Regions from separate parts of the Mus musculus genome. Here region 2 is linked to region 1. The links are chromatin loops, found by intact Hi-C in ENCODE. Cell type or tissue: heart. All regions are shown on one strand.

Region 1 (5,000 bases):
TGCTGGGAATCCAGAAGCCATGGTGTTGTGTCTTCTTGCCAACCAGGCTCTTGTGTCTGCCTGGTTATGGTGTCTTGCTATCTGTTCCATTGGCTGCTCCTTGCTGTGAGGCTCTCAGCTCACTATGCAGGGCCTACGGCTTCCCATGGCTTTCCCCAAGCTTGTTTGCTTTCCTTTCTTCACCACGCCCAAGCATCTGGATTAACTGTGCTTGGGTCTCGATTTCTTTATGTCTCCACACCAGAATGGAAGTTCCTGGTGGGCAGGAACTTCTCTGCTTATGCTCACAGTTACGCTGAGGGCCTGAAAACATTCTGGCCAAAGTGTGTATTCACTAAATCCTTTCTAGAATGTTACTGTTTGGTCTGTGTTGCTGGGGCCACAGCATGCTGAGCTGACCACATCCCTAGGGAATGTAATGAATTAGTTATGCTGACTGAACTGGAGGCTCCTTCTTTAGCACTCTCTGCTTTGTCTGTGGGGCAGACTTCTGTCCAGACCTCTCTTCTTGCTGTCCTAACATCTTTTTTTTTGGGGGGGGGGCAGGGGCGAGTTCTCTACATAGCCCTGAATGTCCTGGAACTTGTTATGTAGACTACTCTGGCCTTGAATTCAGAAGTGTCCCCCCCCCCCCCCGCCACCCTCCACCCCCGCTCCTGCCAAGTGCTGGCATAAAAGGCATGTGCTACAACATCCAGTGCTCTCCTAACACTTTTAAGCTTTTAATTTTCCTCTCGTCACAAAGCACTGTGCACTTTCTGCTTGCCTGCTTCCTCCCATCCTGCACCAGGAGCTTTAGTTAGCAGGAATTTAGTGAGTCTGTCTGTGAGTCTCTGATACAGAGCTATAGTTTTTTGCTAGTGAGCCTTTGATTTGTGTGTATTTTAAGACTTTATGTATCCCACACTGGCCTCCAATTTACTAAATAGTCAAGGCTGGCCTTGAACCCCGCCTTCCTTCCCCCCCCCCAGACTTCCTCCTTCTAAACCCTGGGATTACAGGCATACGTTACCACACCTGATATATGTAGGACTGGAGCACAGGATTTCTGCATGCTAGGCAAGCACACTGCCACCTGAGTCACTTCCCCAACTCTGTTCCAAATTTACTTGTGTGGGGCTGTGCCAGTTGAGTTCATCAGGAATCTGAATATGTGACTGACATACAGGCATCAAAGCTCAGGCTTGTTGACTATGGCCAAACTCGTGGATTTCAAAGCCATTCATATGTTAAAAACCAAATTTAAAAAATGCAAGTGACTGAAGAATGGAGCCTTTGCGATTGTGGTTGGTACACTCATTAGTCACGGTTCTTGAAAGGAACAGAGCTGGTAGAAAACGTGGGCTTTGTTAGGTTGACTTCCAGGGTGTCTGAAGGGGTCTCTGCGAACACCTTATCCAGCAGATGTCATGATCCAAGAGAGGCAAAAAAGGCAATTTAGTTCAGCCCGACTCAGTAGCCAGTGATGCTTCAAACTTCAAAAGTCCAACCTGGAAGAGTTTATTTTAGGCACATTTAAACACAGCACAGTTTGGCAAAGAGTTTCCTGGTGATAATTAACTCAATCCCATGTGTACCACAAAAGCTTAAGACATGACTATGTCAAAACTTTCTGTAAAGGACAAGTGACAGCTTCCATAAAAATGGATCCTATAGATTAACTGAGGAAATAAACTCAAGTTAAGAGCCCTGGGGAGGATCTGGTGTGGTCTCTGTCACACAGGGAATGAAAAGGTCACAAGGCTATTAACCACATCTGCTCCTAGTCTTCTGGTCAGAAAACAGGTTACATGGCTCCCTTTGAAGAGAGAACCCGCATGTTTAACATTCCTGGTTCTGCTGGCATTTATCTGTGAGCACAAGGATTTCCATGCCACCTAAGAAGTCCAACAAAGACTATCTCACACCGGCAAGGTTGAAAATCCAGTAGTTGCTCGATCCACAGGGCTGGAAGTATCAGCAGTCCCAGTCTGGCGCTAGCTGGTTTTCAGTCTATACACTGGAAGCTCAAAGAAGTTGGTTCTCATATCGGCAAAGGAATGCCACAGCGGTAGGATGGTGAACTTGCCATCATGAGTGAAGGCAAGCAGGTTAAAAGCAAAGCTTCCTTCTTCAGTGTCCTTTCATCTGGGCCACCACCAGAAGGCGCTACCAGCATTAAGGGTGTGTCTTCCTCCTTCAAGTAACCCCTTACAAGGGATCCCAGCATGTTGTGTTCTAGTTAATTCCAGATTCAATCAAGTTGACAACCAAGATTCGTCACCACAGTTGGTCATGGCACAGGGACTCCCAGCATTCTTATGGGCCCTTTCCTTAAGTGTATCTGTGTCATCCTACCTAAGCCCACATTTACTTGAAAAATGGAAAGAGTGTGGTGTCCTGTGCCACTTGGGGTGAGTGCAGAGTTGTGGTCTCAGCTCCTGATCATCTCTATACTCACCTAGTTTCAGCTCCAGTCCTGAGCTTGGTAAACTTGCCTCGTTGCTGGGGAGGGCATCTACCTCTTCCTGTCTATGTGTGACTTAGTGACATGGCCTCGTTCTCGTCACATCTTGTCACCTCTCCTCTACACATCAGTTTACTAGCTATGACACCAGACACGTGAGATTGCAGGACGCAGGTCACTCGGTGATCTGATGTAACACCATCCCTAGGATTCTATTTTAATTGGGAAAGAAAATCAGCCATGGAGCCAATTATCATTTTTCCTGTGTCCTAAACTCCATGCATCCTGTAGGAGCTGAGAAGGATGAATAAGAGAAATGTCTTTATCTTTGAAGCGACACTACTCTGCAGGCCAACAGAAGACAAGCATCGGTGATTTCAGACTCACCACCGGTAGCCATGGCTACCATGGTAAAGATGGGAAGGTTGACTACAAACTAGTTAATAACTGAGGAGGAGCAAGGCAGAGTGGAGCTGCAAGAACAGGAGACCGGAGAAAAAGGCTGCCTGAGACAAAAGTATGAGAGGGGCTGGAGAAATGGCTCTGTGTTTAAGAGAACCAAGGTTCACTTCCCACTACCCATAGCCACACCATCTGACATGCCAGTTAGTTCTGGATCTGATTCTCTTTTCTGGCCTCTGCGGGCACTATTCATGCCTGTAAACATGTAGGCAAAACAGTCATACACATTAAATGAACAAATTAATTCATTACAAATGATGAGATATGCTCTTTCTCTCTCTCTCTCTCTCCCTGGTGGATATGGCTCAAGATGCGAGTGCTCAATTGTTCCTTCACTGTGTTATCATGGACTCTAACTCTCTGAAGCTGCAAGCCCAGTTAAACACTTCCTTGTAGAAGTTGCCTTGGTCATGGTGCTTTATCACGGCAGCAGAAAAGAAATGCATACAGTTAGAATTCTTCAGTTGTAAGAATAGAATTCATAGGAGGTTATACAGCTGGCCCTGCTCAAGCTGCTTTCACTGGGTCAGCTGGTCTCCTGTAGCCTGTCTGGACGCAGCAGGCAAAACTAGGAAAGGGCAAACCGAAAGGTTCACACGTAGCCCCTCACTTCTGTCCTATTCTCCAACTGCCACACTCCCTATAGAAAGTCCGTAGGTTCCTCCCGTCCTTGCGAGCACCTCTTCCCCACAGGAGAGGGTTCACCCTTCGATGTTTTGAAAGAAGTAGTATCCATTTTCTGTTGAGGTCAGTCTGGACATTTGCTGCCTCCTGTGTCTTTAATCTGCTTCAGAAATCTAACAAATATACTGTGATAAATCAACATGACCCAAAACAACCTGGGGAGAAAGGGCTTATTTGTACTGTATACACTTGGACACCACAGTTCATCACCGAGGGAAGCCAGGGCAGGAACTCAAACAGGACAGGGACCTGGACACAGGAAGGGGCCTTGGCGGAGTGTGGCTTACTTGTTCGCCTCCATGGCTTAGCCGACCTGCTTTTTTTTTTAGCACCTAGTGCTACCTCCCTGAGCTCTGACCCTCTTGCCTTTGCCTTCTGAGTGGAAACTATTGTGCCAGCTGTAAATCTAATTTTAAAAATTAAACGAATTAATATTATGATTGCCAGGTGTGTGTGTGCATGACCTGTTTGTGCGCTTGTGTGGAATTCGAAGGACAGTTTGGTAGACTTGGCTCTTTCACCTTCCACCTTCACTGGTGTCTGGGCATGGAGCTCAGGTCACCAGGCTTGGCCAGATGACCTTTTACCCACTGAGTCACCTCACAGGTTTGTAAAGCTATTCTTTTATTCAGAACAATTTTATTCAGAAAAGGCTACTATATTAAGCCTGTACCCAAACATAATATTTTGAAAAAAGAAGGGAATGTGTCTGGGACAGAACATTTCCTCTTCTTACACGTTGTGTATTGGGTATGTCTGTCCCCAATTACAGAGTCCCTGGGGCCTCAGAACTTTCCACAGTCCTATTGGTCTCTATGACAATGCACCTGGTGAATTCAGAGGAAACACAGGTGTCAGGTGGAACAGGCGCCAGGCAATGCTGGGGGAGTGTTGTTGGCTACAGAACCACCTAGGTACTCCATGAGCAACTATACCTGAACGTTGCTTTGCAGCCAGGCTGCCTGAGTTCCCACCTCTCTAGGAAACTTCTAGAGGACCCCGCCAGCTCTGGATGCAGCAGGGGTCCTGGTGTCTGTGGCTAGGCAGGGAATTGGCAACTCCCTCTGGGACTCCACTTCCGATGATGCTTAAGCCTCCTGCGCTCTAAAAGGGCACAACTCAGGCGGGGAGCATCCGATCCAGACATCTCCTGGCCTCATGCAGCCCTTCAGCATCCCTGTCCAAATCACGCTACAGGGTGGCCGGAGGCGCCAAGGGAGGTAAGTTCCCCACCTGAATCTCCCATCAGTGTGCCTCCTGCTAATCAAGGCCAGTGTGGCTACAATGCGGCATGCTGAAAGCTGAGTTTGGTAGGTGCTTTGAGGAGGCCAGCTTGCAATGCCTCCCAGGTACCCCTACCACCCACCTCTACCCCACCCCCACCTTTGGTTGCTGTTTTGAGACAGGC
Region 2 (5,000 bases), 65 kb after region 1:
CCCTGGCGTTCCCCTGTACTGAGGCATATAAAGTTTGCACCACCTATGGGCCTCTCTTTCCAGTGATGGCCGCCTAGGCCATCTTCTGACACATATGCAGCTAGAGACACGAGCTCTGGGGGTACTGGTTAGTTCATATTGTAGTTCCACCTATAGGGTTGCAGATCCCTGTAGCTCCTTGGGTACTTTCTCTAGCTCCTCCATTGGGGGCATTTAACTCCTCCCCCCAAAACAAATGCCAAATGAGTTCTGACTTTCTGTAAGAATACAAAAGTTAAAATACAAAGAAAACTAAACCATAGCCACACTTAACACAGTAGCTGTTTATGGTTTTTTTGTTTTTGTGTTTTTGTTTTCTGTTTTTAACTGAATAGTGCTATAAAGTCCACATTACAGAATCACTGAACGCCTATTAACACAATAACCCAGAATCTCACTTGTTTTCTAGGAACAAAAGGGAAGGCTAACAGGATAGACAGGTTATTGATTTTATGGCTTACTGTATAATGGTATGGTTATAGGTAACAGACTTTTCACAATCTAACTCTCTTTCCATTGATAAGCAATGTGATCCTAGCCATAATCCCTTGAAGATTCTGGAAAACAAGGACTGGCTAGCTTCACAGAAATAACTAGGACATAGACCTTTCTATTTGTTTGATGGTTTTCTGCCTTCTCATGGCAACCTCACTCAGAACAAAACTGCTATCCCAGAGCTCACACATGAAGTGTAAAAAAGGCAAAGAGACCTTACAACTAACATTTCACTGCTGTGTTGGCAATAATCCTTTGGGATGTAGGCACTAACACTCTACACGTAAGTAAACCAAAGATCAGAGATGTAACCATTAGAAAGTGGACTTTCATTTAAGAAAGCTGCTGGAGATTAAATCCAAGGCCCCACACATGCAAGCATTCTATCTTTGCTTTTTATACCAAGTTTCATTATATAGTCCCAGGCTGGCCATTAACTAGCTATGCAAACTAAGCAGACCCCAAACTCATAGTACTCGGATACATGCTACTACAGAAGGGGATAAGTTGCTGAAAAGTCCATTGGTTCACAACGTTGAGACTATCTGTTCATTCTTATACAACAAAGAGCTTTTGAGGGAAAGATCTTATTAGCCTAGGCTGACCTTGAACTAACTACTCCTACCTCTACGTCTCATGTGCTATATTAGGTTCATGCTATTATGTCCACCTGAAAAACAAAGACAGAAAGGAAAAAGAAAATTGGCTTTGCTTACCCTAGTATTCTATTTACATAAATAAACTGTTCCATTAAGGTGGTCTCGTTTTCTTAGAAGCATGTATATGTAATTTATTCCCTCTGTTGGTGAGTCACACTCCTCATTATCAAGTTCAACCACTGTTCTGGCCCATAGCCCATGGCAAGCTTGTGAGAACTGGAGGACTACCCCACGTCTTCTACCATAGGACAGTCACTTCTCAGCTTGGGCCAGCTGCTGGGTCACTGCAGCACACCCTTCTACTACTCATGCTATACACCAGACTATGAAGCAGAACTATTACACAACTGTAGATTGGGAGTTAGCATAACAGGTGAACAAAGCAGTCCATCTCTGACTTTAGAAATAAATATTTAAAACATATTTTTACAAATACGTATTCTATCTGCATCAGAAAGACATGAGCAATAAATAAGCCATCTGGAAACATCTATCTGTAAGCTTAGGTACATCTATGCTGTCTGAATTGGCAGCCTAAGCACGCGACAACCACAAGTGCTGAAGCAAGCAAGCACCTTGTATTTTCTGGACGTACATGGTCCACACACGCAGAAGGTGCAAACATTTTTTTGAATAGCCACTATGTATTTCTGATTCTTATGTATTGGCATACACAAGGTACTTCCTACAATTATTCTTAAGTCAATGGGAAAGAGCATTTAGTTTTATATCTCTATTACATCTCTTTATTTGGCTACTAGCCAGAAAATTGAAATATACTTTCCAAATCTTTAAATTTCCAAGCAAGTCTTTAGTCTGACATAGAGCAGAATTAGAGATGTCCTTGTGGGTTGCTACAGAAGCAATGTGATTCAAACATGCTTAATAAATAGTCTGATTACCCTAGGTGAAGATTATTGTAAATATTTTGAGTTAATTAATCCTTTCCTTAATGTTACCACAGCCTCTTGTAGTGTTTATATTGTAGCTTTACACGCTCATTAAAGTAATTTATAACCATGCCTAACTTCTTACTAGATTGTGACTTTTCCAGGATTTTGGGAAAAGTGACACACAAAATAGAAAAAAAAAATAGAAAATTAAATAGAAAACTAAATTATAAAATTATTCTAGGAGGTCCCCTGCACATATATAGCAGATGTGTAGCTTGGTCTTCATGTGGGTCCCCAACAACTGGAGCAAGGGCTTACCCTGACTCTGTTGCCTGCCTGTGGATCCTGTTCCCCTAACTGGGCTGTCTTGTCTGGCCTCAGTGGGAGAGGATAGGCCTAGTCCTGCAGTGACTGGAGGTGCCAGGGTGGGTTGGTATCCAGAGGGGTCCTCCCCAGTCTCAGAGATGAAGGGGAGGAGAAAGTAAATGGAGGAGCCATGAGGGGGAACTGGGAGGAAGGGAGCACTGTAAAGTAAATAAATTAATTAATTAGTGGGGGAAAAAAGAAACTATTCCAGGGAAAACATCAAGGGCTGGAAAAAAGCAAGCAGTTGGGATGGTAAGCAAGAGGCTGAGGGCATCTAAAGAGATTAGAGTGCTCTGAGGCCAGCTGCATGGCGATGGGATGTCTAATTATAAACACATCCCATGGAGGGGCGATTCATGGGAAGCAAGTGTCCTTCAGCACCATGTTCTGAGCCCCGGTCTGGCCTCTGAGATTTCCTTTTTGTAAGAGCCACTGGGCAGTAGCTGGAACAAGTCCAAACAGACAGCTGTGATATGCACAAGCTCTGGAAAGATGCTCCGTCCACTTCCTTCAGAATGCTGTCCTTCACTGACCTTTACAAGCTAACCATGAGAAAACAGGCTTTCAATGACACACAAAGATCCCTAGAGTAGAAATCAAATTCTCATGACAATATGAAGGAAACTCTAAACCCTTAAGTAAGGGCTGCAATTTGTTTTCATATTAAATTCACATTCACAGAACTATAAAAGGTATTATAAAAATATATTTCTATAACTACTGCAGCAAGAAACCAAAGTTTCCTGATGAGGTCAATAGGTGGCTTAGGAGTATCTGTGTGTGGATAACTTTTAAAAATAATGACAGTTAGGATCTAGGTGAGCAGTGTGTATAAAATGTAGATTTTACAGGGTCTCATGTGGCTCAGGCTGGGTTTGAATTCACTATGTAGAAAAAAATGACCTTGAACTGCTGACCCTCCTGCCAAGAGGGCACTAACCAGGTCATCCAGCTAAAACATAGACCTTTAGGACCATGACCTGAGCAGGCAGGTTAAAAGATTCTAATGTGATAGCAAAATCAGTTTCACTTCAGAGCCACTAACGAATACGAATTAGTAATACTGGTTTTAAGTTGCTAGGTAAATCATGAACTTAAAAACACAACTACTATACGAACCATATCTTGAAATGAGGGGTAGAAAAATTTAATTTTATAGGCCAAAAGTGTGGCTTAATGATAAGAGTACTTGTTTAGCATGCTTAAGGTTCTGTTTTGATTCCCTACAAAACTGAAAATGCAAGGACAATAACAAAAGCAAAATCAAATTTCAGTGTGCACTAAGGTGAGCTAACATTTCAACTCCAAAGGAGACTAAGCATTTAGGCAGCTGGAGACAGAGCTGTGAGATGGTAGCACCTGCCTAGCAGGTGCCTAGGCTGGATGCCAATACCCAAAGTAAAAGCAGGGAAGGAAGAACAGGCCAGGGAGGCTTATGAAATGCAATTATGAGGAGAGTGCAGAAAAGACAGGGGGACTTGATACTAGCACGTGATTTTAATTACACAATGTTCTCCTCAGGATGTGACCTAGAGTTTCCTAGAGACTACTCCTCTCATCACCCTAGGACAGTGTTGTGGTCTGAGCATGAAACGGCTCCTATAGGCTCATGCGTTTGTACACTTGGCCCCCAGCTTGCTGAAAGAAGTGGGGCACTGGGGAGGCCCAACTTCTTGTTTGTTCTCTGCTTCCTGCATGGTGATGATGCTATGTGACCAGTGAGCCCGTGGCTCCTGTCACCTGGCCTTCCCTCCATGCTGCCATGTCTTCCCTACAATGATGAAACTATAAGCCAGACAAATAAACCTTTTTCACTTAAGCTGCTACTTACAGGGTATTAACAAAGCAATGGGAAAGAAACCAAGACTCATAGTCAAGGGAGACCATCCTAGTTTCACTGGAACAAAGACCAGCCAGTCAGAAATGAAGGGTAAGTCAGGCAGCTCCAGAAAGCCCACTCAGTATCAGGCAGGACTTGGTAAGTTATGATTTCAAAACACAGAACCCAAAAGAGTAACTAATACTTCCCATTAGAAATGGCAGTACTACTGTGCTCTTCGTTACTGTCTCAACTCTCCGACTCCTTTTACTAACAGCTTCGTCTGTAAACAGCAGCATGCACTGGTAAGGGGATAGGAAGGATTAGGTACAAGGCAAAACAGTCCGAAGTCCAGAGTGACCACAGCTCTGATCTTCAATACCTAGAATTAATAACTGAGGAGCCTGGAGTGCTTTGGAAGCCTCTGAATTTTCAAATGGCATTGTTACAATGTGTATGACCCAGTCTTGTCAAAACAGAGGCAGGTGGTCACTCTCTGCTTTAGTAGGAACTGTCATCTTGAATACTTCCTCAGTCAGGACATTCCTTTTTCCTTTGCTTCACACTATTCTTTGTATCTTTCTTTTTTAAAATGATGCCCTATTTCTTTATACCATGAGATGAGGATGTAACTTATTCATTACTGGAGCTCACATTCAAATGCTGCTCTCTGGGTAGTATGCTCTCACATCTATAGACATTTAAGTACTGCTCCTTTTTGGGTAGAGC

Evidence for each region. Peaks named below come from ENCODE experiments on the same cell type or tissue, not always from the same donor. Only the 100,000 strongest peaks of a DNase experiment are listed, where the experiment ranks them.
Region 2: it touches region 1 in a loop (1.8-fold over the local background); 2 of 42 quality-filtered maps call a loop at or near these places.

Annotation. Positions count from the first base shown.
Region 1 is chr3:32,491,720-32,496,719 of GRCm38, reverse strand. It overlaps Kcnmb3 (potassium large conductance calcium-activated channel, subfamily M, beta member 3), which reads left to right and starts at 4,751. Exons shown (of 4, transcript NM_001195074.1): 1 at 4,751-4,812. The coding sequence starts at 4,751. In heart, a CTCF peak has its summit at 2,140 (motif pointing right); no DNase peak of the experiment used is centred here.
Region 2 is chr3:32,426,972-32,431,971 of GRCm38, reverse strand. All of the region lies in intron 1 of Pik3ca (phosphatidylinositol-4,5-bisphosphate 3-kinase catalytic subunit alpha), which reads right to left. Among named protein-coding and RNA genes, the nearest start is that of Pik3ca, 32 kb to the right of the region's middle. In heart, no CTCF peak of the experiment used is centred here; DNase peaks (open chromatin) are centred at 1,421, 2,421 and 2,891; H3K27ac peaks cover 1,072 bases.